Linked DNA regions of Mus musculus: regions 2 and 3 are each linked to region 1. A link is a loop called in an ENCODE intact Hi-C map of the cell type or tissue named here. Cell type or tissue: left cerebral cortex. All regions are shown on one strand. Links, peaks and the distances in the headings refer to the core of each region. The heading gives the core; the rest is flanking DNA.

Region 1 (7,316 bases), core at 1,528-6,527:
TTTGAGACATTCCCTCACAGGCTAGGAACTCCCCAAGTTGGTTACGCTGGTTCACCAGGGAGCCCTAGGGATCCAGCTGTCTCCGTTTACCCATCACTAGGATTACAAGCGCACGCCACCATGTCCAGCCTTTTAGAGTGAATACAGGGATCAGATTTAAGTCTTAGTGCTTACAGGGCCATGCACTTTGCTGACTGGGCTACATCCGCAGGTTTTCCCCTGCTCTCTGACGTAGTAGGATGTTTCAAGATTCTCTGGTTCTTTCTTTGCCTCAGCCCTGGCCTGAGCCTTTTCTCTACCAAGCCTGAGCCTTTCAGTGTGCAAAGATAATTAAGATGTGAGACCCAGGCAGGCCAGGCTCTTCTCCCAGTGTTTCATGGCTTCTGAGTCCCTCAAGACAGGGATGAGAGACATCTCAATTCCTAACATGTATGAATCACCAAGAACAGTTGATCCAACAGGTCTTGTTTGCTAGTGGGGATGGCACTGGGAATCTGAACTCTGACAGCTTCGGGGAATTCTTGTGCTCCCGACCCACAAGACAGGTTGAACATGAAGGATGGAAGCCAGTACTTCTCAGAACCTGGTAGGCATGTCACCTCAGAGCTTGTTTAAATGTGTGCTCCTGACTCTATACCCCAAATTGCTCATTTGGTATCTTAGGAATTGGGAAGGAGGTCTTGCTTTGCTATTGTTCTAAGCACATTGAGTTTCTAACACATCTCCAGGTACTGTTGCTGCTTCTACTGACCTGAGATTGCATTTTGAAAAACACTCATCCAGACATTGGCTCTGAAAGCGGCTACACACTAGACTTCTTAGAGGAGATGTTTTACTCTTTTGTTTGTTTGTGTTTAAATATCAACCCAGAAGGCTCTAGAAACTGTGACTTAGTTGGTGTAGGATATTTTGATCATCAAGAATTTTATGAACTTGGCAAGTGGGGCTGTTGCTCAGCACAACTGGAGATGATTCTAAGGGGAGGGAGGGTCCAGTGGGAAGGGACTTAGGAGGCACTGAGCCTGACCTGTGTGAGGAATAGCAAAGCAGCCAGTGGGTTTGGTTTGAAGGAGGAGAGGAAGGTGAGAAAGGCAGGTGGGGTAAGAGGTGGGTGAGATGGGCCATGTATCTGAATGCTGCTCCAGTGGTCTGGGGAGCCTGGGGGTCGGCAGCAAGCTGGGCCTTCTGTCTGGAGAGTCTTTACTCCAGTCAATCCGAGGCCAGCTATCTTTTTACCAATCTTGGATTCTCCCTAGCGATGTGCGGCTGTGATGAAGGATGAAGGTGCTCCACTGTTGCAGGATATTTGATCACAGTGTGAACCCTGAGATTGTTTTGTTCACTGGAAAAACCCGTTTCTAGTTGTAGTGTGGCTCGATCTTAGTACACACCTTTAATTCTAAACAACGAAGAGAAAGTTAGTTTGTAGAAGGAAGCACCCATATTTGAAAGTGAGAATGAGAAGGTAAAGACAGAATGAGCCAGAGAATGAGAAGGAGCCAGAAGATTAGAACAGATTGCTAGAGTTAGTTTGAGGCCGAGTAGGGCAATTCAGTCAGAGACCAAGAGAAGCCAGATTCAATCAGTCAGCTTGGAGAGGAGTTTGAGCCAGAACAGCTGAGTTGAACCAGTCAGCCAGAGCTCAAAAAGAAATAGAAACAGTGAATTTGTTCAGCAGTAAGTTTCAGAAGCTGAGACATTCTAGGCCTAGCTAAGATTGTATGGTTGCTAGAAGCTTCTAGGATTAGGCCTAGGTTAGCAGATTGAGGCAGTAGGCCTTGGAGACAACAATTAGTACAGGTAAATAAAAGTTCCTTTTACACGCCACAGCTTTCTTCTCATATTTTGAATACTGCCCATGGATTTGAAACCTTTGAAAAAGAAGTCTAGACAAAGTAATAAAGTACTGTGTTGTGGAACAGGGACTTGGCAGGTAGGGGACATCTTCAGTCATTCACAACAATGTGAGTGCTTCTACTTATACATTGTTAAGATGGTACATTTTATCTTATGCTGTGTGTGTATATATGTATGTGCACATTGGTAAAATGGTGTGTGTGTATGTGTGTTTGTGTGTATTGTGAGAATACAGGTGCAGGCCACCAGAGCACATGAAATAAATAGTTTGGGACAACTATTTACTTTGACAGAATGATTCCTTACATGAAGTTCTACACGTGGCTTACCTACAAAGCAGGGCATCTGGGCTCCAAAGACATGATTGTTTGACATGCAGCATGGCAGAAACATCAGCCCGAAGAGCAAGGCCGGCTGCTTTGATCCCTCCTGCAATGGCTCTGCCCTCTAAGGATATCGTGCAATCCAGTGTGCTTGAACTAAACCCGAGTGTTGCCACACAATTCTCTCCACATCTATTTTGACTCTGGCAGTTGCTAACCTTGCTTCTAGGAAAAGGTGGGGGTGGGGACCCCTGTTGGTGAGACTCTACTGTTCTGAGCATGTGAGAGCGCTGGCTGAGCGGAGGCAGGGATGAGCTGCTCCTGGGTAGCTTTCAGCAACACTCCTGGGCCCTGATAGTTGGCAGAGGCCTGGCACCAGCTCTGTCACCCTGCCGTGAGGATGACCTGCCCTTTCCCTCCGTTATTTGAGCTCTGGGCCAGAGCTGATGGTGATGTCATCGTCTTGTGATGTTGTTAGGTGACCTTGGTCATGAGGCTGGTTCTGCTTGTTTCTCTCACACCTGACAACTGAGATGAGAAAAGCATTGCTGGGAACCAAAGAGGGAAAGACGGAGGACCCTGCAAGGGAGAACTCTGCCAATCCCCAAACCCTAAGCACAACTGCCTTGGATCCAACCTAGTTTCTAGTGGTTCTAGGCCTGGAAAAGCTGTAAAGGAAAAAGAGAAGAAGACATCAGTGAGGGCTGGGCGCAGTTCAGTAACAAAGCACTTGGCTAGCTCCTATCTTATGAAGGAAGAAACTGGATTGAAGGGACTGAGTCTAGTGTTCAGCTAGTTGTAAATGCAAGGTTTCTTGTCTCCTCATCTGTATCCTTACCTTGTAATACAAATGATGGCTCTCGGGTATCTTTCAATCTCTCTAAACCTGTTGAATCAATAACAAAGTGCCCTTAGGTTGGGAGGACAGCACAAATGAGGACATTCAGGCTGACAGCAGGAACAAGAATCTGCTCAGTAAGATGGCAAAGTCTGGCCTTGAACTCCCTGCCCCACAAAGCTCAGCTCCACCAGCGAGATACACCCAGGACCAGAGTGCTGGGGAAACCATCTTGCCTAGACTGTGTGTGCTCTTGTGGATGGTTCCAGCTCAGCATCACAGGAGCCGCCACTGTTAGGATACTTTGCCTGAAAACGGTCTCCTGGGGCTGTGGAGCATGTGATGTTGTCTGTCCTGTGCTTCTGGAAGCACGGTTGGATTTTCACATAGTTTGCATTTAAGGAATTAAATGGCACAGTTTGCCATCTAATATGTTGACAATGAACCGAGACAAACTGAAAGGGAATAGTGAAGAGTGTAGCACCCTCTAGTGTCAAAACAAGCTCTTGACTGATCCTGGAAACTTGAATAAGAGCAACAGACCTGGTATGCTACATAGTAGGTTGTGGTGATGGCTGTGTGCTTCACAAGCAACAAGAAAAGATTTTAAGTTTTCACCAGAAATAAACTAAATTTAATTATTCTAAAATACATGTTTGGAGATAAACATTTATATTCACTAAGATCCCACCCAATGTGTACCTGTTTACTTATGTGTGCCTATTTTATGTGCTTGTCTATTGAGATTAAGATCTTGATTCATAGCCCTTGGCTGGCCTAGAACTTGTAATCCTCAGCCCCTTGACTGCTGAGATTACAGTTATCCACCACAATGCCAAGCTCCAGTGTTTAGCTTTTATGTACCAGCTAAAAATACATTTAATTGAGGAAGGAAAAAAAAAAAGACATACAAGTTTAGGTGAATTCTCTTAGAAGTACTCTTCATTTCCCCTTGTGTGAGCAAGTGAGACCCAGGAATGGGGGGAAGCTTGCCAAAAGCCACAAAGCGTGTTGGTGACAGAGTCAAGACTGGCAGGTTTGTTACCCACCTCTGCTTTCTCCAGGAGGCATTTACTCCATAGCGAGCACGGACGGAAGACTGGGTCTCATTTAGCCCAACAGCAGCTGCTCACTCAGAAGGAAGAATCCTACCAAAGGGGAAAAGGAGGGGAGGTGGCTGGCATGTGATCTGAAGGGACCACAGCCCTCAGACTATACACTCTATTCAGGGGCTGCGGAGCTGTGTGAACAGCCCTGCTGCAGCTGAGCCCCACAGTGCCCTGGTTCCATTTCAGAGTGCTATTTGTTGGGTGCTGTGACCTAGGCAGGTCTCTTCCACTCCCTAGGTCTTTGTATTCCCACTGTGAGATCAAAGTACTGAGTGAAGTCAGGCTTTCTCACTTTGTTGAATGCCCAACTAGACGCAGAATTCTCTAGCACTGGCCTCTTTGCTGACCTTCAGCCAGGGTGGTAGTGGTGGTGAGGGATCCTCACTGCTCTGACAGATCCTCACAGAGCCTATCATCCTGAGAGACAGACTCCCTTAAGATGCTCTGCCTCCTTCTCCCTCCCTTCCTTGCTTCAGGCCCTTAGTTGGTCCTGTTGCAGATCCTGGCACATGGTAAACATCTTTGTTCCTCTCTGGTGTGGAGTATGTGTTCACGTGTGTGTGTGTGTGTGTGTGTGTGTGTGCTTGCTTGGAGAGGTCAGAGGTTTATGTTTTATCATTCTCCACCTTATTTTTTGAGACAGGGTCTCTCACTGAACCTGAGGCTTACTGTCTCAGCAAAACTAGCTAGCCAGCAAGCTCTGCTGACCTTCCAGGGCTGGCTTTGCAGGTTCGTTCCGACATACCTTGCTTTTCACATGGGTGCTAGGATCTGACCTTAGATCCTCATGTCCGCTTGGCAAAAAAACACTGAGCTATTTTCTCAGCCCTTGCAAAGTACATTTTAACTGGACAAATCAAAATATTTCAAAGCCAGGTTGCCCTGAAAACGACTTAGGGAGACGGCGTAGAGCAGCTGGACTAAGGCAGCTTAAAGGAGTGACTTCTGTCCACTGCTCATGACCTCTCTGTGCTGCTTCCAACCTGGGGACAATTCCTGGGCTGCTCATGTAGACACTCGTTAGTCCTCACAGCTGACCTTAGGGCACTTCATCTGCTTAGCTGGCACATGGCACAGCTGTGCTTTGTAGCTTGGTTATCTGGCTCCATGATACTGCAAGATCCCCTTGCAACTGTGGGAACTTTCCCAACCCACAAAGGACAACTGGGGGGCTCCTGGCAACACCTCACCCTGGATGTCCATGGCACAGGAAGTGGATGGGAAGAATACCAAGAAAAGAATCCCTCAGGGGTAATCAATATCAGAAACCACAGTGGGGCATGCTGTATCCACACCCATGAAACTTAAACTTCAGCCAAGAAAATAAGAATCGACATGCTCTGTTTGAGTGGAGCAACAGGCCTGCAGGAGTTGAAAACATCGGGCCTTGTAGTCCTCATTTCTTGGTGTTTTCCATGTAAACTGATGCCTGGCTAGGTGCCCGCAGCTGGCGCCTGCTGGTAGTCTCAGGCACATGGTGGCAGAAGATGGCTGAGGGGTGAAAGGAGGTAAGCCTTGCTGAGTTGTGGGGACCCCAGTATTGAAGAATGATGTCCACAGCTTGCCTCTCCAAAGTACCACTGGCCCCTTCTGCCTGCAATGCACAGCATAGCACTGCAGGCCCGGTATCATTTAATCTTCACCCATTCAGCATTGCTGGAGGACAAGCTGTTGGCCAGGCCTCAGCCTGGGGTTGTGAAAACAAGCAGTCACTTGTCTGATGGGACTGTGTTCAACTCTAAGTTCTCAGAAGCAGAGGAGCCAATACCTATATCTGGCTTAGGAACCCGACCCAGTGCTGCAGCAGGACTCTACAGGTACCCTCCTCCCCACCACCCCCCACTCCCCGGGTCCTGCTGCCACCATGCTGCCCAGTCTGTTACTGAACAAGCCTAAGCTTTGCCCACCTTGATTTCTTGAGAGGCTCCAGAGCTTCTGATGAGATTTCACAGCAATAGCCTGAGGTGTGTCCCAAGAAATCTGTCACTACTAATTTCAGCAACTTATAACTGACTTATCTATAGAACAGGCCTTCTTTGCCTCTGGCAGTGTCTCATTTTGGCTGCCAATGAGAGAGGTGGGGAGCATCCTGCTCAGGCCCGGCTCACTGAAGCCTCCATTCTCACAGCTGGATGAACAGCCTACGGTTGAGCACAAGATGTTTGAATCTGCCATAGGGAAGTGCTTGCCCTGAGCTCAATAAAGAGCCAAGTGACAGGGCTACCCACAGTGCTTACTTTCCTTAAACAACAGAAATTCTCTGCGTTTGGGGCAAGCCAGGATGGCTTCTTCGTTTCCAGTGGTGTGTGTGTGTTCATCACAGGTAAGCTTTGCTCACTGCTAGTAGCTGCTCACAGGATGGGACAGCAATGGCCGAGTATTACCCCTGAAGAGTAAATTAGAGGTCATGGGAAATATGGCTGATACCTCGTATTGGGGCAGATCTTTGAAATTTACTGCTTAAAACTGTCACTTGTAGCTAATGATTATAGATTAACATTAGTCAAGTTACTTGGATTTCAAATAAAGCACACTGCAAATATAGCTTGGTCTTTGTGAGAAGCAATCACCATTCCGAATTATCTCTTTCATGAAATAACCAACCCAGGAATGAAGGTGTGGCATTTGCTATGCCCATCTAGTTGACAAGAAGCAACTTACAGAAGGGTTTACTTTGGCTTACACTTTGAGGGTACATTACTCAAGTAGGGAAGGCACTGTGGGGGGGGGGGGCTCAGCTGTGATGGCAGGAGCATGGTGCACTTGTTTACATCTGGGGGGTCAGGAAGCAGACAGAACAGGATGCAGGGTTGGACTATAAATATAAAACCTTAAGGTCACCCCTCAATTACCCCATAAAGGTTTCATAGCTTCCCAAACAGCAGCACCAGCCGGGGGCCAAGCACTGAAACACCCGAGGCTTTGGCGGACAGTCCATATTGTAACCATCACAGACGGTGTGCTACAGAAACCACTCTTACTAATTCCAGCAAGCATGGCATATCCAGCTGAGTGTTCTCTGACCATAAGTCTAAGACATCCTTGCTAGGAACCCTTTGCCGTAAGGCCTAGACAGTACCACTTCAAACCAATAGTGGTAGCCCTGGTATGGGGGTCAGCGGCAGGAGGTCTGCTTGAGTCCCAAACCTGAAGAAGCTGCCAACCTTACAAACCCGTTTGCTCCTTTTA
Region 2 (7,316 bases), core at 1,046-6,045, 230 kb before region 1:
ACAGTGTAAGTCCCCACACTAGGCCTATTCTCCTGATTACATAAGTGCCTTGGATCAGGGCCCTCTGGGGCTGCCCACAGTGCCCAGCAGGGACCCTCCATTTGGGAGGTCACATCACTCTTAGGACCAAATAACATCTCCCAGGGTCTCCTGGGCCCACCTAATGTCCTCATCTAAACCAGGCAATGTCCCTTGCTTCCTGTCTCCATCTGACAGGCAGGACAGGATCTGGCCTGTTCCAGGCAAGGGCTGGTTGGTGAACAGCTTAGCCCTCTCTCCAGGAGGCAGGCGGACCAGAGTCACGAGCTCTACTTCAAAATGTTACTTACATGCAGACGTGAAAAGACAAGCATCACAATAAGGGTCATCAGGGGCAGGGGCGGGGTGAGAGTGGGGGCCACTGAAGACAGGTGAGGGGACACTGCTGGGGAGTGGGCTCGGGAGGCGGCTGGCCTTCCAAATCCAGGCAGGGCCTGGGGACTTGGCCCGCTGTGTCTTTGGTCTAGAATTCGATCTGGGAATGATTAAAAAAAGCCTTTCTCAGGCCATTTCCAGAATGGTGCCATTTGTCTGCCAACCCAAAATACTGAAGGCTCGCCAGAGGGGCGTGCCCGGTGGGGGTTAGGGGTAGGGTAGACGGGCATGACCACAGACACTGCCACAGCTGGACGAGCCCCCCTCTCCCTTACACTTCACCTGTCTTTCAGTCACCCACAGTGGTTACTTTTAAGGTTCCGTTGAACGAAAGAAAACCAGGGTACATTACAAGTCGGTAAAATCGGGGAAGGAGAACTCCAAACACTCAAAATAACACGAGAGCAACCAGAAATACACAGGACAACAGGAACACAGTACAATCATGGGTGGCTGAGTCAACAGCCACTGGAAGAGGATTAGAGGGTCACTTGGCAGAGTACATTGCTTTGGAGACAGGAAAAAATGTGTACATTTGTCAAAGAAGTTCAGGATGGCACAGTTGGGCCCAGTGGAGGCTGGGGTGAAGGTGTAGTGCCCTCTCCTGGTTCAGAAGCTGACATTGGGCAGCTCTGGAGTACTGACCTCACTTCTGTGGAGATAGCTTCAACTGACCGAAACTTCCCTTCGCCTTCCCTCTGCCGTCCCCTGGGGGCAAACGCCTGTCCAACAGCCAATGCAGTGGCTTGGAAATCATCTGAGGTCACTACCAAGCTGGCTCTGTACTGGAACTCAGATCCTTTAAGATCCAGGGTCTACAGCCACTTGGAGCACTCCTTGCTGGGAGCTGCTGGATGGTTCTGGGGTGGTAACTTTCACAAGAGTTTGTCAAGAGGCAAGGAAGAATAGTGCCCTCCTGGGGTACACTTGCCAGCCTGGGGTACACTCACCCTCCTGAGCTGCTAATATCATTTGGTCCACTGGCCTCCCTCACCCCGGGCCCTCACCAAAATACATTCTGCTTGGGGAATACTCTGGTCACCACCCACCATGACTCCACTCAAATACCGCAGACACTTCCTGAGTGTGACCCCCACTCTGAAGCCCCAGCAGCTCCTGTGGCCTGGCTTCGGGCAGCCATACTGAGTGTTCAAGAAAGGACAGGGATTCGGCCTACGCCTGCAGAGGCAGGCTCCCAGACCTGAGCCACATCCTCACCAGACATTCAGACGTCCCATCCCTGCCTGTAATACCCATGGTGGTTCAGCCAGTCCCACTGACTACCACCCATGTCTTCTTCCAAGTAAGAGGGCAGGCGTTTGGCCCTGGTACAACCGCTTCAGCTGCTCTGAGATCTATCATTCATGCTGAGGGTGGGCCAGTATTTTGGCATCTTTCTTGTTGGCTGAGGGTCCATAGCCCTGCTCTCTCCTGCCCCTCAGGTCTGTTCAGCTAGTGGGGGGGGGGGGCTCCCTCTCCTCAGCTGTGTTCTTCCTCCTGAACCAGCTCAGAAGGGACTACACCGTTCTTGAAGATGTATCCACTATCATAGGAAAATTCCACCCAGCATTCAGGTTTTTTTTTTTTTTCTCTTTTTTCATTTGTTTTTGGGCAGAACTTTCTGCCAGCTATATAAGCACCGAAGAATTGCTTTTGAAAAACGAGATCCATTGCTGGCAAGACCAATTCAAGTGGCAAAGTGTATGACAGACTCTAAGTATATATAGTTATATGTTAAAAAAAATACAAAGAAAAATTTACCAAGTTCCCACAAAATACATGGAAATCAATATGAAAGTCCATCCTCTTCCCCAGGACGTAGGCCTATGGGTTTTCTTTTTGTACAAAATATCCCCCAAACAAAACAAAACACACATATACAGACATACACGATACACATACACACACACATAGAGTAACATTTTCTGTGACAATTAAAAAAAAAAATCCTAGTACAAATATAAAGCTCTGTAAACCTGGTCCTATGAGAATCTAACGTTAGTAAACAGCAGGAAAGCGGCGCCTGTCACATGGCCCGGACCTCACATCATGGTCTCCACAATGACGTGACTGGGTTTCATGAGTGCGCCGTTCATGAGGGTTACTCGGGAGTGAAAGGGTGTGGCCCCTTCACGCTCCACAGCCCAGCGGTTGGGCTCCCTGGGGGTTATCAGGTATTTGATTCTCTGTGGAAGAAAGAGGAGCAGATCAGGAGTGGATTACGGAGGGTCCTTCCCACCCACCTCTAGAACATCCCAGGCATCTGCCACCCTTTCTGGCCCTTTTATGGATCTTTTCTAAATGGAGTGATCCCCCCAGCCAACCCCTGTATTCTTGCTTACAGACAGGGTACACACATGACCTCCACAGGCAGATTTCTTTCCCCTGAGGAGTTGAGTCCTATCTCCCCATGGTTTATTCTCCCGGGTTTCTCTGACTTTCTGCTTCTACAGTATGTCTTAGAGTTGGAAAACTGACCTAATCCTTCCTCTTTTCCAGACCCCGCCCCCAAGAAGAAATTTGTACTCCTTGGTCTCCCTTCAGGAGACAGTTCCTCAAGAAGCTCCATCTCCTGAAGGGATGGGCCTAGGAGCCCACTGCGGGGAAGAGCCTGCCCTTTCAGATAGGAGACTACAGGAGAATTCTCACTCTAGCCATAGAGCCTCGGCTTCTCAGTGTGGTGACTGATCCTGGAGCTAGGGAGGGAAGAGCCCTGTGCTAGGAAGTCCCCAGCAGAGTGGGAGTGGAACTTGGCTCCCACCTCTGCCTCCTGCCCACTTCCTGCCGGGTGTCTGCTCAGACTGAAACGGGCCAGCAGTTTAAAAAAAGAAAAGAAGGGAACAAAAGGCCCTTCTAGGTATTTACATCCAACCATGGCAAATTACAAGCGGGAGAGCTGCTTTAAGCCTGCATGGGCCAGGCCTGGTGTTCTCCCTGGCACCGTCAAAGGACCTGGGAGAAGCGGCTTATTTAAAAAAGACATCATCTCACTTGGAGAATCCACATTTCCACATTCTCTAGGAGTGGGGGGAAAACAAACACAAGACCTGGTAACCGCAGGCCATGCCCCTCCCACAAACACCTGCGCTGCTTTGAGCAGGTAGGCTCCTCCTTACCCACCGACCTAGCCTGCTGCCTGCATGCTTTCAACCCGCCCCCCCTTACATTGGAACACTGCGCTCCAAATGCAAAAGTGGGAAATCGTACCCACACTGGCAGCCACCATGCTGTCTGCTGGGAGGCACAGCCTGGTCTGGAACCCTGATTGGGTTGGAGAACTTGATATGCCCCTTGCTACCTCACGATTAGGAGGGTACCAGGATAGCTTGTGCTGCCAGCGGGGCTGTGGCTCTTTCTAGCTGTGGGGAGACATCCATGCCAGCTGCTCCTGCCTCCCCCAGCAGCTCACTCTGAACAAATCTGCGCACGCAGGCCAAACCAACCTCTTAAAATGGGGCTTTAAGACAGGCAGTGGGGCTTCTACCCATAACTCTGGCACTAGGGAGGTTTGAGGCCAACTTGGACTTGAGTGAGTTCTAGGTCAGCTTGGTCTATAGATTTAGATACTGTCACAAAAACCAAAGTAACAACCATCGTCACCACCACCACAACAAAAACATTCAGGTTTTCAGAGACCCTGTAACCAGAACACACCTCTAAACACCCCTGCAAAGGCCAACTAACTCACGTCTGGGTACTAATAACCTTTGAAGGTGACCGGAGTTGGCTCAGAGCAGGCCCTGCAGTTACCTGTGTGTCTGGAGCTGACTGTTTCAGCACCAACAACAGAGGTGGCTGCTTTGACTCCAGCTTAATGGTGGCGTCCCATCCCCACTCCTCTACCCTCTGGGGAAGCTGTGATGCCCTGGCTCCTTCCTGGTCTCCACTCCTCTCCCAGCCAACACAGCCCCCTCCACAGGAGGAAGCCTGGGCCAGCTCAAGGGGGAGCCAGGGCCCCAGGACATCCTGGCTCCAGATTCTTTTTGTAAGAGAATAAAAACAGCCCAAAATAAAACGGTGGGGCCTTGGAGCTGGCCCAGGGGGGGCAAAGGTTAAAGTAGATTCTGAGAAAGGGATTTCGCGGAAAGAGCAGGGGACTGCCAGGCCTGGAGGCTCCCACATTGTGGGAAGAATTCCTAAGGAGGCTGGGGGAAAGGGAAGGGTCGCCGTGAGGAATCAGGCAGTCACAGAGGTTGGGAGCAGGGCAGACGTGGCGGCACACCCCAGCAGAGAGTGGCATGGTTGGGCAGTGCCGGGCTTCCTCTCCAGAATTTATCTCCTACCCTGACTCAGAACAGAGATTTCCCACAGCCTCTAACTTGGCACGTGAGGCCTCTGTCCCCTCTCTAGCCTACTGACTGACCCTCTGTACCCCACACCAGGACCACACTCTACCTCACACTATATTGGGCACATTCCTCTTAAGTTCATGGCCCCCTTTAAATGTCACCACAAAGCCTTCTCCAACGTGAATGGCACCTGTCTGTCTGCCCACAGCGTACTCCTTCCTGCCTTGGCTCTCAGGCCTTTCATGGGGTGAGAGAAACCCTGGGATTCAGAGAGGGCGAGAATCCTGCCTAACTTCACACAGAAACCGACACTGTCTGTCCTCCATCTCGCATGGCCCATGCCCCGTGCTCACCACGCGGAGCGGTCCCTCCGTCCGGCAGAGGAGGATGACAATGACCAAGGGGATACACAGCATGGAGGAAAGGGCCAGGCCCCAGCCCAGCCCAATTGCCCAATCCGGGTACCGGTACACTTTGTTGTAGGTCAGGGGTACATACTTGACAAGCGAGAAGACGAAACATCCCTGTGGAGAGACGGGGCAAGCAGTCAGAGGGCCCGTAGGCATTTGAGAGCAGTGTGGACTTTATCTGGGGCAGGGCCTCTCCTCTATCCTTACTATGGAGATGGGGTGGCATGGTGCCTTATGGATCTTTCCAAGGCAAATCTGACCCAGTCACCTGCTCACCCTCCCCTGGCTCCCCAGGTCAGCTCGTAGCCGACCCCACCCTTCTTTATCTACCCCCACCCCTCGGGGTTCTTTCCAGCTCTTTCGAATGTGCCCAGGGCCTTAACAAAGGCCACTTCCTCCTGCCCATCCTTTTTCCTTCATCTTTTCACCCGACGTCCACTCCAGTGCGCTGGCCTTACCTACCCAGACCCCAGCTTTTCCCTTCAGAAGCGATGTGGCTCTGATACCCAGAGTTCGGCTGTTCCCCTCCCTCTGGAGCAGTGGTTCTCAACCTTCCTGATACTGCAACCCTTTAGTACAGTTCCTCGTGTTGTGGTGACCCCCAGCCATGAAATAATTTTTGTTGTTACTTCACAACTGTAATCGTGGTATTATTATGACTGATCGTGTAAAAGTCTGTGTTCTCCAGTGGTCTCAGACAACCCCAGTGAAAAGCGGTGGGGCGATGGCTAAGAACCACCACTCTAGAGCACCTCTCTTTTAACACCAGATGTGGTTCTAGACATACACAGCAGGTGCACAATAAATGCCAAAAGCATGGATGAGAGCGGGGCAGCCAGCGGCCTAAATGCCATTATCTCTTGTCACACTGGTCTGGTCCCAGTGACAGGATGCAGACCTGGCCTTGGTCCTGAAGAGAATGGTGGGGTGAGTCCTGAACCCTAAAGCTGTGCAGAGTCTACCTTTGCCTTTGAGAGGAGGCGCTCTGACTCTGGAAGAACTGCCCTCTGTATCCTTCTCAAAAAAATGAGGCAACCCAGGGAGTGCCATGGCAAAACCAATCCACTACTCACTGCCTAAAACCAGGTCTGATGGGTGATAGTGGTGCATGGTGGGGACAGGTGGCCCACAGAGCCTACCCTTCTCTGTTGCTTTCTGCCTAAACAGCTTCAGCTTCCGTAAAAGTGAGCCCCAGAGGTGGGTGACTCTGGCCTCTACCTAGACTTTCCAGCAGAGGGCCTCATTCTGCCACCAGAGTGCAGACTACCACTGGTCTAGAGGATAGGAAATCGGAGGTTAGTGTGAGAGGGACCCCAGGCACAAGCCTGGTGTGAACAAGGACAGGCTTACGGGCCTGTGCCCAGCTGACTGCAACCCTACCTGGGTTGAGCCTCCAGTTGCTGTTTTGCAGTCTCTTGACTTTGTTGAGAGATATGTGTGCCGAGAGCCACAATCAGACTCATCAGATTCTAAACCCTGTCACCTGCACTGAGGTCTCACATCAGGGTATCCTTGTCACAGAGGTGACAAGGTGAGGTGAAAAGACTGAGGCCTAGACAGAGGAGTCAATCAGCATGTCACTTGGTCTAGCCTGGGAGTAGAGGTCACAGGAGAGGGGACCTGTTAATCACTAAGCACTGATTTTAAAGCAACGAACATCTGGACTCCCCAAGATGCTGACCAGGAACAGCAGTACAGGGAGAACGCCCACACATGAAGATCCCTAGGGTGTTGGCCAGGCTCTGCTGCAAAAGCTCGATGGTACTCACAAGCAGAGTCTCAGAGAAGGTAACATGCAAGCAGCAAAGCCAGCTCCAAGGTGGCAGGCAGAGGACAGCAGCCTGACACTGCCCTTCCTGCTTCCTCTTCTTCACAAACTCCTATTGGTCCTACAAAACCCTATGCAACCAAGGCAACATAAAGCAAACTGCCCCCACTGTCCCAGGTATAGCTGAAGCTGGCTTTACCAGAGCCCACAGAATGCAAGAGATCACAAGGTGAAAATGTCACGCTCAGGTGAGACTTACAACACAAAGAGCTGGAGTGATGACAGCCCAGCTGTACTTCATCCAGGGCCCAGGCCGATAGCCAATCATGTCCTCAATACCGTCATATAAGTTATCACCGCCTACAAGAGATAGCAGTGGGGGTCCCCGGTGACATGGTGGTCAAAGCCAGAATAGCACCAGGAAACAACGCAGCT
Region 3 (7,316 bases), core at 1,046-6,045, 210 kb before region 1:
ATTGAATCTAAACCCGTATAGACACGGGATCCTAGGGGCAGGGAGTGGGGGCTGAATCTGGGGCTCAGGTAGCCAGAGATTTGGGGAAAGTAGGACCCTCCCCTTACACACCAAAGTGGCACATTGACATTGGCTGGAAGGAAAGTTGTGGTTATCTGATCCATAAAACCCTCTTTTGCAAAGAACCGTTTCTGTTTTTGAGTTAATGGCTAAAACACTGAATGGAAAGAGAAAAAAAAAAGCATTCAGATGCCCCACAGGGTAAATGGCTCTTCAAGGACATGCCTATGGGGGCCTCTGTCCCCTACAGGACCCAAGTTCACACAAGGCAAGGTAAAAACAGTCAGGCCTGGCACTGAAGGAAGGTGCCGAGGCCCAGGAGACTAGCCACATCTCAGTCCTCATCCACCACTTCCTCTATATGTTTTGGGGGACATCAGTTTCCCCTGAGATCTGAGGGTCGTAGTCCCAGGATCCTCATGTTCAGATTCTTGGAAGTGGATACCACTGCCCAGAAAAGGGCTCTGGCCAGACTCAGAGGCAAAGGGGACAAGAGCTCCGCCCACTCTGAGTGCCTCTCACAGGGTCATTTGAACACAAACATCTCCTGCTTACAACGCCCCCCTCCTCCACCACCACCAAACAGACTCCTGGGAGAGATTAGCTAGCTGGGACTGGGCCCACAAGAGGGCTGACAAACTAAAGTAAAATCCACTACTAGAAACAAAACAAACCAATCAAGAAGAAATATGGGCCAAACTGCGGGAGATGTTTTACACTTTAAAGCAAACATTAAACAATCATCAAAACTGGATGAATGGCTTAAGAAGGAGGCGGGGGGGGGGGGGGGGGGGAGAATCCACAAAAACAAACCAATTTTGAAAAAAAAAAATTCACTTAGTAAAGCATCAACAACCCCAACTGTGGCGGGGGAGGAGAAGTCTTACAATGAGGTCTGCTCAGCCTGAGAAATGAGAAACCCTACTGAAACAACGACCTGGGGCAGCCGCTGAGTTTTGCTAGAAGGTGATACTAGAAGATTCTGTGAGGGGAACAGGTGCGGCTGCTTACCAAGCTGAAAGCTGCTTGGATGAGCAAGATTGAGAGCAGGGGGCTCAGAACATGCACCTCCCACCGGGGACATCATGAAACATATACTTGGGCTCAAGTTAGAACCAAAAGCATTCGGCTCCCCCTGAAGTTCAAAGCTCTGGACCTGCCTTGTCCACCTCAAGAATGAGCAATCAGGACTAGCCAACTACAAGACAGATGTAAAAGGTGGTGTACCCCCAACCCTCCGCACCAGGCACTGTGAACAGAGTCAATTCACTTCTTTCTGTCCTTCATTTTAGATTTTCTCAAACCAGCCTCAGGAGAGGGGCCAAGCACCCTCCTCTACAACCACAGTAAACTTGAGCGAGTAGAAGCCGAGAATACTTAGACTGCTGGGATGCCCCGAGTGAAGCACGCCATGTTCTGCCTGGGCTTCCCTTGGTTGTGCAATACCCTTGTTCAAATGCACTTTTCTTTGTTATGGTGCTTGCCAAAAAAATCTTAGAGTCACCATCCCTCTTGCTGTGCTGGCTGCTTACACATCACTGTGGGGAAGGAGCGTGGACGAGGTCTTTGAAGTGGATAAAAGAAAAGAAGCCACTCGGACTGACTACATGCACGGTGTGAACATGCCCATTGTGCACAGAGATCTCTTTGGTGAACCCCATCTTTCTCCCATAACAAGTTTCCTCTGTGTTTTTAGTGGAACCCCGTAACGGCTTTGGAATCACTTTGCATGTGTAAGTGGGGGATATCGACATTTGTAGAGGGTCTGGAAGAGGTGCTGGGCCCCTTGCTAAACAACTTCCAACACAAGAGGCTGTGATTGAGGTCCTGTGCCCTCAGGCCCTTCCCTGCCTTTGGAGCTTCTGAGAATGGGTAAATAGTTCTTCTGAGTGTCCAACTGGGACACAGTGAAATAGATATGTGTGCACAGTGTGCTGTTCACACTGGAGGAGGGGCTGCGTTATGGCCCAGCAGCTGACAGAGGATGAATAGTCTCTGAGGTCCCTGAGGTCAGAGGATCCAGTGAAATGGCCACATTGGATGGCTCTCCAGACGTGTAGTGGGTGGAGACTCGGCATCCAGATACATTGCCTATGAGCCTAGCCTGCCCTCAGCTGAGACATGAATATCTAAATGATCTAGACACAAAGTATCAAGGTACCCTCTGACCTTCCAATACCAAGGCAACCTGATCTCCGCTGAGACATGAATATCTAGATGATCTAGACACAAAGTATCAAGGTACCCTCTGACCTTCCAATACCAAGGCTCAGGATCAGAGAACTGAGACATGACCTTAAGTTTCAAATATAAGGAGATCGAGGGAAGAGAATGGCAGGGACTTAGGGTACCTGCCCTGGTCTGTAAAAAAACACCTAGAATAATGAAGGACAGTCTTCCCTATCTCACCCATCCATGTGGCCTGAAGGAAGACCCAACCCATGGCTCTTGGCAGCCTCTAGAAGCCCCAGAGTAATTAGGTTGGATAACACCTGACCACCCTGCAAGAGAATGGGGTGAGGAGGTGGCCCCTGGTGATATCCACCCCAGAACCCCATCCACTACAGGGCGACTAGAGCCCAGACCCCTAAAAAACCGTGATGAGGTAGTAGGAGTCAAGACCATGTTCCAGAACCTTCTTTGCTGGAGTTCTGGATCCCATGTTGCTAAGGAAGAGCCCCTGACCCTAAGATCGACCATCCATTCTGTGAATGTTAGCATCTTGAGTAGCAACATGGGGCCAACAGGGCCCCAACTCCCCAAAGGCAACAGTGTCCTCATATCCTACTCCCAAATCGGCTCTGTCGTGGGCTCTGAGTGATGTTTCTCCCCTGCCCTCTCGCTCCTGGTGACTGTGGTGGAGGCTGGGAGGGGTGAGGTTTGGAACATAGACAGGAAGGACTCAAGAGTGGATCGGCTTGGCACTGGAGCCCGCCAGGTGCCAAATGCAAACCACAGAAACCAAGGCTGAGATGTCAGCAGCGCTGGTGATTGGTGTGCTAGCTGTGGCTGACCTGAGCCTTATTAGAAAACCAACTTCCATGGCTAAAGCCAGCGGATGCTGGGGAAGTGTTGGGGGCTGGAAGACCACAACTAAAACAGCCACCAAGTTTCATCTCAACCGCCCTTGCTCCTCCCACCTTCAGTGGGCCAGAATGCACTGAGGACCTTTAACTGTAGCCTTTGTACTCAGGTATGGGAGCACATCTTGGGGGGAGAGGGGATGTCTATGTAAAAGCCAGGCTCCCTCCATCCCCCTGGGGTCTGGCTCCATGCCTGCAGTACTCATCTTACACACTAGGTGGCAGTGCCCACCACCACTGCCACCGACACCACCGTACCTGACTCAGCCACATCAGCAATGTCCACCCCTTGCTCTTGTGCCATGAAGCCCAGGATGGAAAAAATTGCGAAGCCAGACACAAAACTGGTACCACTGTTCAGGCATCCCAGCAGCATACAGTCCCTAAGTTACACACACGTCAGGGGGTAAGTTAATCACAACACAAGGAAGCCACGCTCCCTACTTCTCTTTTTTTTTCTTTAATCATCATTTCTAACGTCCACCGGGCCCGCCAGCGCGACACTTGCCTGTACGAGTTATACTTGTACTTGTTATAGCTTCCCAGTGAGGTCATGGCCCCCAGGCAGATTGCGTAGGAAAAGAATATCTGAGTTCCAGCGTCGATCCACACCTGAAGAGGGGAAGAGCATTAGGGTGGTTGCCTGGGGTGATTAACCATGACAATGTCTACACAGGCGAGCTGCAAGGAACCCCAGAGGCAGATCTAGAACCCCAGAGGGCAGATCTAGAACCCCAGAGGGCAGATCTAGAACCCCAGAGGAAGACCCTCTTCTTCCTGCATCAGTTAAGGCCTCTAACTCTGGAGTGACCAGTACCACTCCTGAAACCTTGCTTTTCATATCTACAGAATGGGCCCCTAGCCTACCCTGCCCCTGCAAACAACTTTCCACACTCAGTAAAGAGCAGTCTTCTCTGAGTCTATTGCTAAGTTGCCACGGTCCACATCAAGCACACCAAGGCAGCTTTGACGGCTGTGATGGCTTAGTCTGAGACCTAAGTTAGAACACAAGGCATTCTTTACTTCTCTAGGGACTGTAGCTTATAGCTCTGGAAGGCAGCAAGCCTACCTTCCCAGCTTACAGCTCAGGCTGGCCACCAACCCTGCTCTGCTCCAATTTTCAACTGCTTCCCAGGGGCTTGGGAGCCTGGGACAAAGGTCTCAAAAGACACACAAAAGCCTCCAGGGGTTTCACCAACTCTAACACTCTTCAGCTATGTGCTGAGACAGGGGGACTTACAATTTGACCCCCTTAACCTTCAGAGCACCATTGATCCTATCTGAGGATGGTATCCTAAACATTGAGTCTCTGGTCCTGATGTGGCTGGAACAGGGGCCCCTCCTCGCCTTAGCAAGGAGTGATTGCCTGAGGCAGGCTCTGTAGCTCAGAAGGACTGTGAGCCACTACTGGCCCAGGAGAGAAGTACCAGGCAGTAATGGTTGGCTACACATGGGCATCAAAGAGCCAGAGAAAACACTGCCATCTGTACCCTGTGTGCACCACCGGTTTATACAGGGTCTTGGGATGAGGTACCACACCCTGCTGTACCTGTGGGTCCCCAAGGCGGCTGATGTCAGGGTACAGGTAGAATTTGATGCCTTCACCAGCACCTGGCAGGGTCAGTCCACGGACCAGCAGCACCAGAAGCATGGCAAACGGGAAAGTAGCGGTGAAGTAGACAACCTGTTGTCGAGAAGGCATCGGGTAGACTTGTGAGTGTCCTTGCTGCAATGAAGTGTGGGCCATCCTCTTCTCTCAGAGGCACGTGCTTGCCCTGGGTGCAGCAAGGACCCTAGAGACATATTGGTCTCACTTGCCGTGCCGTCTTTAGTGTGTTGTGCGACCCCTGAGCCTCTGCCACTTTCCTTAAATATGACATAAGGGTCTCTCTTATAGATTTAAAAAAAAATCCTGTGGATAATTCACATAGCCCATTCAGGCTCAGAATTTAACAAAGCAGGCAAGACAGAAAGCATGCCCACCCTTTGAAGAGATTATGCAAAAATACAAACATACAGACTGAGTCAACTATCAGGGACCCTAGGCAACGACTCAGCCCGTGGTCACATGGCACTCAGCACATATCGGCTAGCATGACAACTATCAGTATAACACAGGGGTCGGTGGGGGGGTTGGGAGTAAAGAAAGGGCTCGAGAGATGACACGTGGCTGAGAGGACTGGCTGCTTTTGCAAAGGACCCAAGATTGATTCCCAGCATCCACGTGGCAGCTTAGACCCAGTTGAAATTCCAGTTGCAAAGGACCTGACATCTCTGGTCATCTCTGACACCAGGCACACATAATATTTAGGCAACATACCTACACATATTTAAAAAAAAAAAAAAAAGACAGAAGCAGGTATAGGTGCACATCTGTAATCCTAGCACCCAGGAGGCTGAGGCAGATGTGTTCAAGGCCTGCCTGGGGATACAGAGTGAGACAAGGGGTCAGCTCCAACTCTGAGATGCAGGCCATGTTGGTCACTCTCTCTGGGTTTCTTCTCATATACAATGAGGACAAGAGTCACAGCAGCCCTTATCCAGGGGAAGATGGGTGAGCATCGGCACGGTCAGAGCCCAGCCGATGACTGTCAAGACATACAGCCTGCTTGACAGTGACTTGAGAGGTAGGCAGGAACTTCCCTAAGGTCATGCCCAGAATGGGAAAGACCCAGCAGGTTCCCAGCTTACAGGAGACCCATGGGGTCACGCTGTGTGGCTAGGGTTGGGATGAGGAAGAGATGGGTAATAATGCCCTTTGCCTGGTCCTATGAGCTGTTTAGCCACCCCACTGCAGGGTAGTTGGCCTTTACCATGGGTAGAAGGCCTGAGGGAGGCCATACTTTCTAGGAGGTCAAGCCCCTTGGAGAGGAACTCAAGCACAATGGCTGGTACTATCACTACCCTTCCCCACTTTTAGGGGAGAGACGTGGACTAGATAGGCTTAGGTTCCCAGCTCTGAGGCTAAGATAAGGAGATGGACTGGCCCAGAGGGTCAGCTGGAGTTTACCGCTCATCTATCCTACCTCCCAGTTGGCAACTGTGGCTGCCGCTTCCAGGGGGAACTCTGATCTCACCCTCTACCGAGGTCTTCAGGGAGTGTTTGGAAACAGCCCAGAAGGTGGTGGCAGGGCTTAAAGGAGGGCCCTCTCCTGCCTGCTACCCCTCCCCTGGATGCCTTTTTTCTTTCTCTGGGCCTCTGTGTCCCCAGCCACCCTCGCTTCTTTTCCCGTGATGGTCTGACAGACACCCGGGACAAAGGCCAATCAGGAAGCCACTAAAAGTATAAAAGAAAGAAAATCCTCCTGTCCCCTCCCTTCCTGTGGCTAGGCAGGCAGGCACCCCTGGCCAGGTCCCCTCTCTGAGGCCCTGCAAAGCCACACCCAAACTGGTAAACAATGACCATAGAAAGGCACGCCACGGGGTTCCCCAGAGGGCTACAAACACTTCAGAGTCAGTGGACTGTGGCCAGAAGCACTGGTGGGCTCACTGGGGTGGGGAGGGCTCCCTGGCTTGCCTCTTCAATAAGCCTACTATGTGCTATGAACTTACTTAATACTTACCATACCTGGATGAGCCATTACAACATGTCCCTTCCCTTGTGAGCAAACAGGCCATACCAGCCGTCATGTCACCTGTCTGGAGTCCCCAGTTAGAAGTAGGTGTTCAGAGGTAGGATCTAATCTAGGCCAAGTACTTTTGGGGCTCCCCTATCTTTGGGAGTGTTACTGTTGCTGCCACCTCCCCATCACACCTACCCAGCCGTCTCTCTAGAAAAAGCTACCCTTGTTTTGTAGCCTTTGCTACTCCTTGGATGAGCCCGAGAACCATTCTCTCAACTTTTCCGTGACTGTCCCTCGGGATCCTCTAGGGAGAGGCTGGTGCCAGGCGCCACCTTGGGCCCCTGACTGTGGCCCAGTAGGCCTTGCTGTGGGACGTGGTATTTTTCCACTCCTGTTGCTGATCCTTCAGAACAGGGCCAGAGGCCTTGTGGAAAATGGAGGCTTAGGGGGCACCTCATCCCTGGTCCTCTGGAGGTTAGTGGGTTTGCAAGAGGGACCTGGCTTCCGGTCTCCTGCTACTTAGCTTTACTTGGGAGCAGATGGCCTGACCAGCAAGCTCATTCGATTACATTACACCAGGGGAAACTGAGGCTGAGCAAGGTAAGAGGTT

Evidence for each region. A loop is a pair of places that touch in the nucleus more often than their neighbours do. Peaks named below come from ENCODE experiments on the same cell type or tissue, not always from the same donor. Only the 100,000 strongest peaks of a DNase experiment are listed, where the experiment ranks them.
Region 2: it touches region 1 in a loop (4-fold over the local background); 30 of 42 quality-filtered maps call a loop at or near these places.
Region 3: it touches region 1 in a loop (7-fold over the local background); 30 of 42 quality-filtered maps call a loop at or near these places.

Annotation. Positions count from the first base shown.
Region 1 is chr6:91,523,624-91,530,939 of GRCm38, reverse strand. No RefSeq gene overlaps it. Among named protein-coding and RNA genes, the nearest start is that of Lsm3, 11 kb to the right of the region's middle. In left cerebral cortex, for the core only: a CTCF peak has its summit at 3,509 (motif pointing left); DNase peaks (open chromatin) are centred at 3,508 and 4,106.
Region 2 is chr6:91,750,198-91,757,513 of GRCm38, reverse strand. It overlaps Slc6a6 (solute carrier family 6 (neurotransmitter transporter, taurine), member 6), which reads right to left. Exons shown (of 15, transcript NM_009320.4): 13 at 7,141-7,241; 14 at 5,057-5,227; 15 at 1-2,600. The coding sequence ends at 2,457. Among named protein-coding and RNA genes, the nearest start is that of Gm44981, 32 kb to the right of the region's middle. In left cerebral cortex, for the core only: no CTCF peak of the experiment used is centred there; DNase peaks (open chromatin) are centred at 3,183, 3,558 and 3,789; H3K27ac peaks cover 2,353 bases.
Region 3 is chr6:91,737,388-91,744,703 of GRCm38, reverse strand. Slc6a6 (solute carrier family 6 (neurotransmitter transporter, taurine), member 6) reads right to left here. Exons shown (of 15, transcript NM_009320.4): 7 at 4,693-4,827; 8 at 3,652-3,755; 9 at 3,402-3,526. Among named protein-coding and RNA genes, the nearest start is that of Gm44981, 19 kb to the right of the region's middle. In left cerebral cortex, for the core only: CTCF peaks have their summits at 3,149 and 3,348 (motif pointing right); a DNase peak (open chromatin) is centred at 3,387; H3K27ac peaks cover 1,026 bases.